Linked DNA regions of Homo sapiens: all the other regions are linked to region 2. Evidence: chromatin contacts called from ENCODE Hi-C data. All regions are on one chromosome and are shown on one strand. Each heading gives the region's core, a stretch centred on a gene start or an enhancer-like site at or near the end of the contact. The rest is flanking DNA. Distances are from core to core; before and after follow the strand shown.

What was found. A loop is a pair of places that touch in the nucleus more often than their neighbours do. Pooled maps may share reads with other maps.
Region 1: a pooled map shows a loop between it and region 2 (5-fold over the local background). The contact joins the enhancer-like site here to the promoter of CUL3 in region 2. A Hi-C loop is called at or near these places in 3 of 50 pooled maps.
Region 3: a loop to region 2 is called in a pooled map, with 5 times the contacts of the local background. The contact joins the promoter of SGPP2 here to the promoter of CUL3 in region 2. A Hi-C loop is called at or near these places in 3 of 37 single-sample maps with no recorded cell type and 7 of 50 pooled maps.

The regions. Positions count from the first base shown.
Region 1 is chr2:226,904,675-226,907,597 of GRCh38, reverse strand. RHBDD1 (rhomboid domain containing 1) reads right to left here. Exons shown (of 9, transcript NM_001167608.3): 6 at 717-805. Among named protein-coding and RNA genes, the nearest start is that of RHBDD1, 70 kb to the right of the region's middle. RefSeq lists a silencer at 2,602-2,751. Within about 2 kb of position 1,302, at least 3 of the 41 ENCODE cell types and tissues checked have a DNase peak (open chromatin) inside an H3K27ac peak, as active enhancers do.
Region 2 is chr2:224,583,431-224,586,754 of GRCh38, reverse strand. CUL3 (cullin 3) reads left to right here and starts at 1,392. Exons shown (of 16, transcript NM_003590.5): 1 at 1,392-1,811. The coding sequence starts at 1,746. RefSeq lists silencers at 919-1,338, 1,669-1,928.
Region 3 is chr2:222,423,159-222,426,202 of GRCh38, reverse strand. It overlaps SGPP2 (sphingosine-1-phosphate phosphatase 2), which reads right to left and starts at 1,660. Exons shown (of 5, transcript NM_152386.4): 1 at 1,382-1,660. The coding sequence starts at 1,600. RefSeq lists enhancers at 667-726, 777-926, 2,117-2,416 and silencers at 1,227-1,276, 1,287-1,516, 1,607-1,956.

The DNA of each region.
Region 1 (2,923 bases), core at 53-2,552, 2.3 Mb before region 2:
GTAAAATAGTCTCAGAAGACTTCCCATGAATAAAAGATGAAATAGTGGAACTCAGTCTATAAAACAAGTGTTTGCAAACCAGTTTTCTTACAAGTCAAAATGAGAATCGCATTGAAAATTAAGAGGTCTAAAAAATACAAGTATTTCTAAATGAAATATTTTCATTGAGTATCAATTTGAAGGGAAAAACAAAATTAAAAAAAGCAGGAGCTAAGCTTCAAGCAATAACAGACTTGGTTTCGCCATGCATGAATATATGGCTCATCCACCAAGGACCCGGTCATCAGTCTGAATTCTTTAAAATACTGGCCATGCACTTCAGTCCAGGCTTTGTTTTCTTTTTCACCTTTGCCTTGCACGTATATTAATTCATGGACTATTATAGAAGAATGCATTATTTTAAAGGCACTTTAGTTCTCTGCATTCTTTAGGAAATCGTGGTTTTCTGCGGGTAGCATTAAGGTTGAGGGTATAAATATATACTGATATTTGTCCCCTAAGAAAGTATCAGATTCGAAATTTAAGTTTGCAGCCTCTTTTGTGGAGCAATGTAAGGAACTGCACTGGTTGTTTTACCTTTCGGTTTAAAAAGAAAAACAGGCATATTAGGGAATTCTTGAGCTGAACCACAGGGAAACTTGGGGTTGCTTCTGTTCACATTAAAATTAACATGAACTTCCAAGCTGTTGTCATGCCAAAGGTGTTTTATTCTGTACCTGCACATGCTTCCATGATTTTCTTCAGAGGCCCTTGAGTGTACATTAGTCCAACAAGAATCCCAGCCAGATGCCCAGCGAAGGAAGTCCTAGGAGGGAAGGAGACCCTTTGTGAGTGTTTGTTCTGCTGCTGATTAGAGACATTCTGTCTTCTCATTAGCCCAGTGCATGTCAAATAGTCACAGTCTGCAGGCTTTGTTCCACATCAAGTCTTTTATGCTAAGCAGCATTTAACTCAGTCCAAAGAACAACATCTCCTACCTTAAAAAAAAGTACAATGAATAACAACCACCACATGTTTAAAACGCAACACCCCTCCTTAACCAGGGGAAGTGGGTTGTCTCCTCCAGAGCAGTGGAAGCATTTGGTCAAGACAAGTCATTACATCGCTTTCCGTTTTTTTTCTGTACCTCTTATCACAAAACATAAATAAAATCAGTTTTCTCTGTTTGGCATTAAATCTGGAATTATCCAGCCATTGTGAGGGATGATGTCTATCTGTGTTATGGCAGGGCAGACTGCTGCAGTTTTCTACACCATGGATGAGTGAAGCAGAGAGCAAGTGAAACTCAGCAAAAGGAACTGAGATGCCCACCTGCATCCACCAAAGTTGTCTTCATGTGTATGTTTCAGTCACTCAGAACAAAGAAACATACATTTAAATTTCAAACTTGAAAGATGAGTTAGGGCATGAAAGTGTTTGCGTTAGGGCATGACAGTGGTTTAACTCTTCTTAAACTGGCATCTAAAACCAGCAATTACTTGTAAGATTTATTTTCAGAGGTCTACTTTGACCCAAGTGGCAACACTCTTTGTGGAGTTCCCTGGCTGAATGACCTCCCAACCAGCCTGAGTTTAAGAAATTACTGGCGATTCTCAAAAACCTCTGCTGTTACCACAAAGGGGGGGGTCCTACACAACGAGTTGTTCTTTAAGCACTTGACCTCAATTTCCAGCTGCCCGCCACCCTCTAGACACCCCCGCGCACACATGCACACATCCACTAGCACCTTAAACTAGACTTTTCTGGGGTGCCACTCCCACTTCCCGTTTGTAATGCCTCTCATACCCCTCCCAGCCTTCCCATTCCTACTGCCACAACCATGCTTACTGCCATCTGGACTATTTGGAAATGCCCAGTGTTGGGCACAGAGTGAACCCCAGATGAATGTGTGTTGAATGAATAAAATAAATGAAAGAAAATCATCCAGCTGGTCTCCCTGCAAGCCAGCTCTTGCTCTCCAGTGCATCCCACACACGGCCATCAGTTATCCTCCTGAGGCAGAAGGCAAGTGGTGTCATTGCCATCCTCTGAAATCCACTGGTTCTCACAGAATACTCCGGTGTGTGTTTAAGCCCTTCCAACACTTGGCCTTGCCCATCTCTGCAAAGTCAGAGGGTGGAGACCTCATCGTCTACTACCTCCATTCCCACATGCCCCACTGTCACATCCCCCAAGCACTCTCTGACCATAGGCTAAGCCAAACAGCACCTCTGTCAAAAAATGCCACCCCAGTTGAAGAGCCGTTCTTTCCTTCTCCTGCCTCCCCTCAGAGCTGAGGCTCCTACCTTATTCTGGCACGAAGCCAGTCTGCTGGTGGCACAGTACTTACACGTCTGCCTGCCTGTCCGTCTCTCTCTGTCACACACAAACTCCCTGAGGGCAGCAATGGTGTCTCATTCATACATTATACAAAATTAGAAGCTTAAAAAAAAAAAAAAGCCAAGCAAATGAACGCATTCCCACAGCCTGGAATAGTGACCTCTCATTCCAGAAGGTGGGAAACTGAAAGTTATGAAAGAGCCTGATGGAGACTCCAAGAACATAGCCTTTATGTGGCTTTTACATATGTATTCCAAACACCCAGGACAGGGCCAGGCACATGAGAGGCACTCAAGGATATGTTGAGTAAATGGCTCAAGTGTGCCAGGACCGTTTCACCAAGACCAACAGGAGGTAAGTTAAAACCACTAGATGTTCAGCTCAGGGTGCTTGCTGAGCCACGGCAATCACAGAGCTAAGAATCCGCCATTTGGTAACCTACACGAGACTCAGAGTCAAAACCAATACATTTCGCCTACTATGGCAGCAGCCTAGGGGAGATTCCCTGAAACACCACAAGCAAGATGGTTCTGAGTAATTTTCTTTGTCTCCAAGCTATGAAAAGACTCGCTGGCTCTCAGGAAAAGAACATGCAATGAGGAAC
Region 2 (3,324 bases), core at 143-2,642:
AACACTCATAAGCTTAGTCATCAGGATTAAGTTAATTTAGGGCAAATTCAACCTTACAGTCAACAAATAAGTGTATTTCACTTTATATTGTTTGCTATTTAAAAGTATTAAAATTCCAGCTTCTAAATGTAGATATCCATCCCCCAAACATATGCTTCTTTAAAATAGGAAGAACACAAACTTTAATAAGAACTCACGTATTCCCTTGCAGAGTCAGAAACCCAAACATAACAGCAATTGGGCAAGTAGGTAAATGAGGAAGTACAATTCATAACAAATGGACAGCAAAACCGATAAGTCAAATTAGACATTTTGACTATAAAGCGACCAAACGCCTCTCCTCCAAAACCAAAAGCCAAAACCTTTTCAAATATACAGCAACTGAATCAGACGGTAATTTTGGCTTTAAAAATCTACAATACTCTTGGTAATGGTAGAAATGATTTATCCGGTAGGTTAAAGATAGGTTTCTATCATTCCACTTAACATTATTTACCAAATGCTGCATTTCATTAATGGAGCTGTCAGTTTATTCTGATGGTAATGAAAAACAGGTTTTAACATGAATAAGCCCTGGGTCCACCAGAAAATATCAGTGAATCAAGAGGTCCCGAAGCTTATGCAGTTTAAGGGAACTTCGTAGATTAAATTTCCACCTTCCAGTCCTGAGAGCTGTGGTGTGCACACCCAGTCCGAATACCTTGTTGAGCATACAGGACACTAATTTCCGACACTGCAGCTAACTCCTGCACAAACTCTTCAAGTTGCAGGCTTCTACTCAAGTACCCATCCCTAGTCCACATGCCCTAGAAAAACACAGGAACCAGTTCGGGACGTAGTTACACATCTAGCACCCCACGCTCCTCCTCAAGACTATCCTCCTGCTGTCCCAGCCCAGTGGGGCCCAGCCCACTACCATCCCGCTCCCGCTCTCCGAACTTCCCCCCTCCCACTCCCCACCATGTGACCAGGACCCTCCCAACCGCCGCTCCGAGCTCCACCAATCAGCAACCACCTCCACCCAGAACCCGGGACCTGGCGCTCCACTTTCAAAAAGGCAGCTTAATCCTCCCGCCCTCAGCCACGCCCCCTTTCCGCTTCCCCGCCCCGCCGGCCCCTCCCACTTCCTTCAGTTCCCTGTTCCCCTCCTCCCCTCCGGTGGCGCCCACCCTCTCCCGGGCTTCGCCCCGCCCACCAGGGGGGCAGCGCGCTCGCCCTCTTCTCGCGAGATCTGAGCGTCCCCCGCGGCGGCCGCCGGGCTCCCCCTCCCGTCCTCCCACCTCCCTCCCCCGGCATCTCTCACTCTCCGGCTCTCCTCCCTCCCTCCTCCCCCCTCCACCCTCTGGGCCGGATCTCGTCTCGCTCAGGCGGAGGAGGAGAAGGAGGAGGAGGAGGACGACGTTCGGCCTGCGCAGTGAGATGTTTGTCCGTCGCCGCCGCCGCCGCCATCGCGGAGGAGCGCGATAAAGGGAGCCGAGCCGGACGTGAGGGGGACCCCGCGGAGCCGCCGCGCCAGCGCAGCCCCCCAGCCGCATCGGAGTCGCCAGAGTCCGAGCCGCCGCCGCCGCCGCCGCCGCCCCCGCCGCCGCCGCGGCTGCCCAGGGGCCGGCCAGCTCCCCAGCCCTGCCCGGGGGTCGCGCCGCCGCCGCCCCCAGCGTCGCCCCTAGCCTGCCTGCCCGCCTTAAATGTGACACCGGCGTCGCGGAGCGCGACCTGAAGCCGCCGCCGGGGAGGGGACGAGCACCATGTCGAATCTGAGCAAAGGCACGGGCAGCCGGAAGGACACCAAGATGCGGATCCGGGCCTTTCCGGTGAGTCTCTCCTCGGCGTCCGGGACCCCGGGGCCGGGGGCCGGGCCGAGAGCCGCACGCGAGGCCCGGGCTGAAGTCCCCCAACAGGCCGCAGGCCCGGCCTCCCCTCCCCCACGCCCGCCGGCCGCGGGGCGCGAGCCTTCCCGGCAACCGGGCGGCGCGGGGCCCCGGCGCGGCCGCCCTCCCGGGCCGTTCCCCGCGCCGGGAGCCCGGGCCTGGCGCCGCGCCCCCGTCCGGGAGCTGCTCCTTCAGCCGCTCCGCGGGCGTCGGCTGCGGCCGGGGCCCCTCGGCCGCCCCACGCCTCCCCACGTTGCCGGGGTTGTAGGCCCAGTCTCCGGCGCTGCTAGCAGCCGCGGAGTCCTCCCTGTGTGGGGCGTGTGTGGAACTTTTCACGTGGGGTTTCGCTACACTTTGAAAATTTACCCAGCCTAGCTTTTAGGGTGATGAAGGGGCTGCCCTCTCTCTCTGCCCCCCTCCCCAGGAAGGTCTATGCCATCAACCTGCCCCCGACGCAGTGACAGTGGTTCCACGGAATGCTCCGTGGTCATAAACTAGTAACATTGGGTGTATTTATAGCGTCTTTCATCCTACAAGCTTCCTAAGCACTTTACAAACTCTTGTGCAGGATTGCCTCGCCACTCGGAGGAAGGCCGGGTGGGGGGGAAGCAACAGAGAGCAAACCGGCCAATTGGTTCTCCATTTCTCAGCCTTGGGAGCCCAAAGAATGAGTGTAGTCGCCTTGCGGAGTAGCTTTGTTTCATCGCTTTCAGTGACAGCAAACGTGTTCTGCTCAGAAACTTTTTCTTTTTTGGCATTACGTTGAGTCGTACCCTTGCGATGTTTAGTATATAGGATATAACTTTGGGTGTCAAATCTGGTTCAGCTTCCCCGTGGCAAGCAATTAAAATGTACTGTTAACGAACTGGGCATACTTGCCTATGTCGCTACAATAAAAGGCATACGTCAAGACAGACGAACTAGCAATCGGACAGAAGATTTTAAAAAGTAAAATTAGAGAAAGATCTTGGTCTTCCCTTCTTAGATTCATAAATACTTCATATGATGTACCAGCGAAAGAGGGGGATTTGTTGTCACTTTTTAAAGCATGCTTTTCCTGAAGCGCAGTTGCAGTGAGGAAAGACTTACCTTGATGTGATTGCCCCAGTTGAGTCAAGTGATTTAGTTTCAGAGAACATGAGGACCTCTCTGAATTCCTAAAATTTAAAAGGATACACCTCATGCAGAATTCTGAAATTGTAAGAACATAAATACTAAAGTCAGTGTGCGAAAACCTCTGCTTTGTGTAAATAGGTACGATGGAATTTAGGAGAATAAGTGTTTTGATAATAATTAAAGATTTTTTGAATGTTTCAAACTTTTTTCTAAGTAAACGTGAGAAATGTTGACAAGCGAGTACTAACGAAGCTTACTAGTATGTTTTCCCTTATAATTGGGCAGAGCTGGGTTATGCATTTGTGAGTGATATTAATTTTCCTACTAAATTCTGACCACT
Region 3 (3,044 bases), core at 411-2,910, 2.2 Mb after region 2:
AGTCTCGCTCAGTCGCCCTGGCTGGAGTGCAGTGGCGTGATCTTGGCTCACTGCAACCTCCGCCTCAAGCTATTCTCCTGTCTTAGCCTCCGGAGTAGCTGGAACTACAGGCCGCACCACCACGCCCAGCTGATTTCTTATCCCCCCTACTCTGCCCCGTTTTTAAGACAAGGCAAGAGAAAAAAGAGGGGTTCTCATACTCATCTATAGGTTACCGGAATGTCACATGGGATAAAGAAGGAACAATAAAGAGGAAAAAATACAGAGGAGGATTTCTCTGGAGTAGAACACACAACCACCCTCACCCTCCCAAACAAATTCTGTAATCCAATGCCTATAATATTCCATTCCACACAGAAGCCAGGTTCTTCGTAATTCCTCAGTTACTACATCTAGAAATTTACACGTAAGTAAAGGCCACCTTTCTTTCACCAAAACCTTCTAGGAAGAACAAAATGTGGCTGTGTACAAGGAATTCGAATTATTAATACGTTTATTTCTGTTCTCCTGCGCCACACTTTTGACTTTGCCGAGGGAAAAGGCAGGTGCTGCCAGTGCTCCCGGTAGACATGCGTCCCCAGAAGCCAAGTGCAGCCCGTCTGGTCCCTGCTGCCTAAAGTCCCTGTGCACTGCGACGACGACGCACGCTGGTTCCCCCCAAGCCGCAGTGGGTTGTATAACCACGCTTTGAACACCTAGCGGGAGCGTAGCGAGCTTCCCTCCCAGAAGCATCTGTTAGAAGTCACTGGTGTCGGTCCATAAAAGACCCACCAGGCAGGAGGGACCCCCAGACTCTGGGGGAGGGCAAGCGAGAGTTGCTGTTAAGACATCATCGCCGGGGGTAGTGCAGGGAGGTTGTAAATCTCTCTAGGAGCTGTGTGAGCCCCAAGTTCTGTGCCCAGAGCTGGCGGTGCAGCGCGGTGAGGAGCGCGCTGAGCCCGGCTGCACCCGCATTTGTGCGCATCAGGGAAGGGGGATGGGCGGAAATGCAAGAATACGGGGGTGGGGGGGAGTCTAAGAACGTCTCCCCGGGGAAGTGCCAAGGACATCCCCGCTCCTCCGTTCCATTACGTAACTCTTACATATTTGCTGGCATCTACGTGAATTTAACTACTTTTGAAAGTGGGAAGTCTCTAAATGGACTGCATTGAAAGCGTCTGGGGATATCTCAATAGACCCGGTTGCCCCTGGCAGCGTTGGAGGGTGGCATCCTGGTTACTGGAAGGCCAGGCCTCCCCGTCCGCTCGCAGCGGCGGGAGCCGGGTCACTGCCGGGGACGGCGCCCTCTCGGCCCGGCCGGCCCCGCGTGGCGGAGTCGCAGGGACCCGCACGTCCGCAGCCGCCCCCTCCCCGTACCCGGCGAACACCTGCCCATGGTTACCTCCGGCGCCGCGGCTCTGCGCAGCCCGTTGGCCGGAGCCTCGCCGCCCTTGCCGTTGGCTGCGGGGAGATGCTCGACCCCGGGGACCCGCGCCGCGCGCTCCGTGGGGTCCGCGCCGTTCTCCCGGGGGCCTTCATCCGGAGCGGGGAAGAGCCCGCAGCGGCGCTGGAAGCGGGCGACGAGCTGGGAATCCTGCAGGCTCCGCAGCAGCTCGGCCATGGTGTGCCCGGGGCCGCGCTCCGCCGCCGCTGCCACGCCGGGCCGGTGCCCTCCGCTGGCACCGCCACTCCCGCCTCGCCCCCGCCGATCCCGCACTCCGGGCGGAGGCCGGGCGGGCGGGGCCCCGGGCCCAGCCAACAGGTGCGCCGCCCGGGTCCTAGCGCCCGCCCAGGTGTCTGCCTCCACCTTGCGCAACGCGTCCCCCTTTCTCTCCGTCCCGGAGGGCTTGGGCGGCCCCGGGCGGCCACGGGGGCAGGACCGCCTGTAACTGGACGGAGGAGTGCCGATCTCCGAACTGCGCCTCTCTTCTCCCGGCGCCCCCAACCCCCCACCCCACCTTCTTCCCCCGGCAGACGTAACACTAATGGGAGCGGCCGAGCGCGCGTGCACCTGCGGCCGCTCCCATTAGCCCATCCTTTTGGGCTCAGGCTGATCCCACAGTGACCTTCCTTGCAACTCTGAGCCCAAGGTGAAGTCGGATTTCCTCCCACGCCAGCTCCCCACAGCCAGCCACGTACTCTCACCTTCCTGCAAGACTAGTTCCCAGTAAATACAGCGAGCCCCCCAGGGAGAATTCCCAAGTTCTTTCCAAACTGCGTGATGCAACGTCTCCCTAGAGGTCCGAACACCCTTGAGCTTGCTCAAGTACCCAGGAGGTTCAAAGTGGGCCCTGAGTCATCTTCCGCGTCGCTGCCCCTGCCCTTCTGATTTGGCAACTGGGGAACATTTTCAGGTGGGTGGGAAGGAAAGTCCCTTCTGGGTTTTCCGCATTGAGAACAAAGATGCTTACCGCTTTCTCCTACTTCTTTCTTTCCGCTCTGCCTCTCTTTAAGCAATGACACTGGGAAAACCCCACCAGACCATTTAGGGAGTTTAAACGAGAAGAGAACAAAGTGCTGGAGGACTGGGGACAGGATTAGGTATCTCATTGCACCTGCACCTGCTTTAGAGCACTCAGCAGAAGATAGCAAAGGAAACATCCTGCAGGCCGGCCTTGGTTTTCCCTCCTCCCTCCTACATTTCCCTCCTGGGCTCAGAGATCCCTTGGGAGGCAACAATCAAATTAGGCCCAGGTGATCAGTCTGCAACAAAAGTGCAATTCAACCCCGTCTTTCGTTTGCAGCAGAAACCTGCATGTTTCCTGATTGTCCATGCAAAGCCTACTAAGAATTTGGTTGCACAAATGATTAATGAACACCTGTCAATGCCTTATTTATTCAGTTGTCCTTTTAGGCCTGAATGTCTTTGGGATGTGACTTTCCAGGATGATGTAGTCCCCTTCATGCCCTAGTTTCTACTTTTCTTGCTTCTCAGTCCTGTCTGGAGAGCAAAGTCAAGGGGACTGAGAGAATGCTGAAGCTCTTAAGGGAAACCATTTTCCTCTTACAGAAGACACGCAGAGTTATTGTCATGTCTGGCGGGATCACACACAGAAATGTCCGGC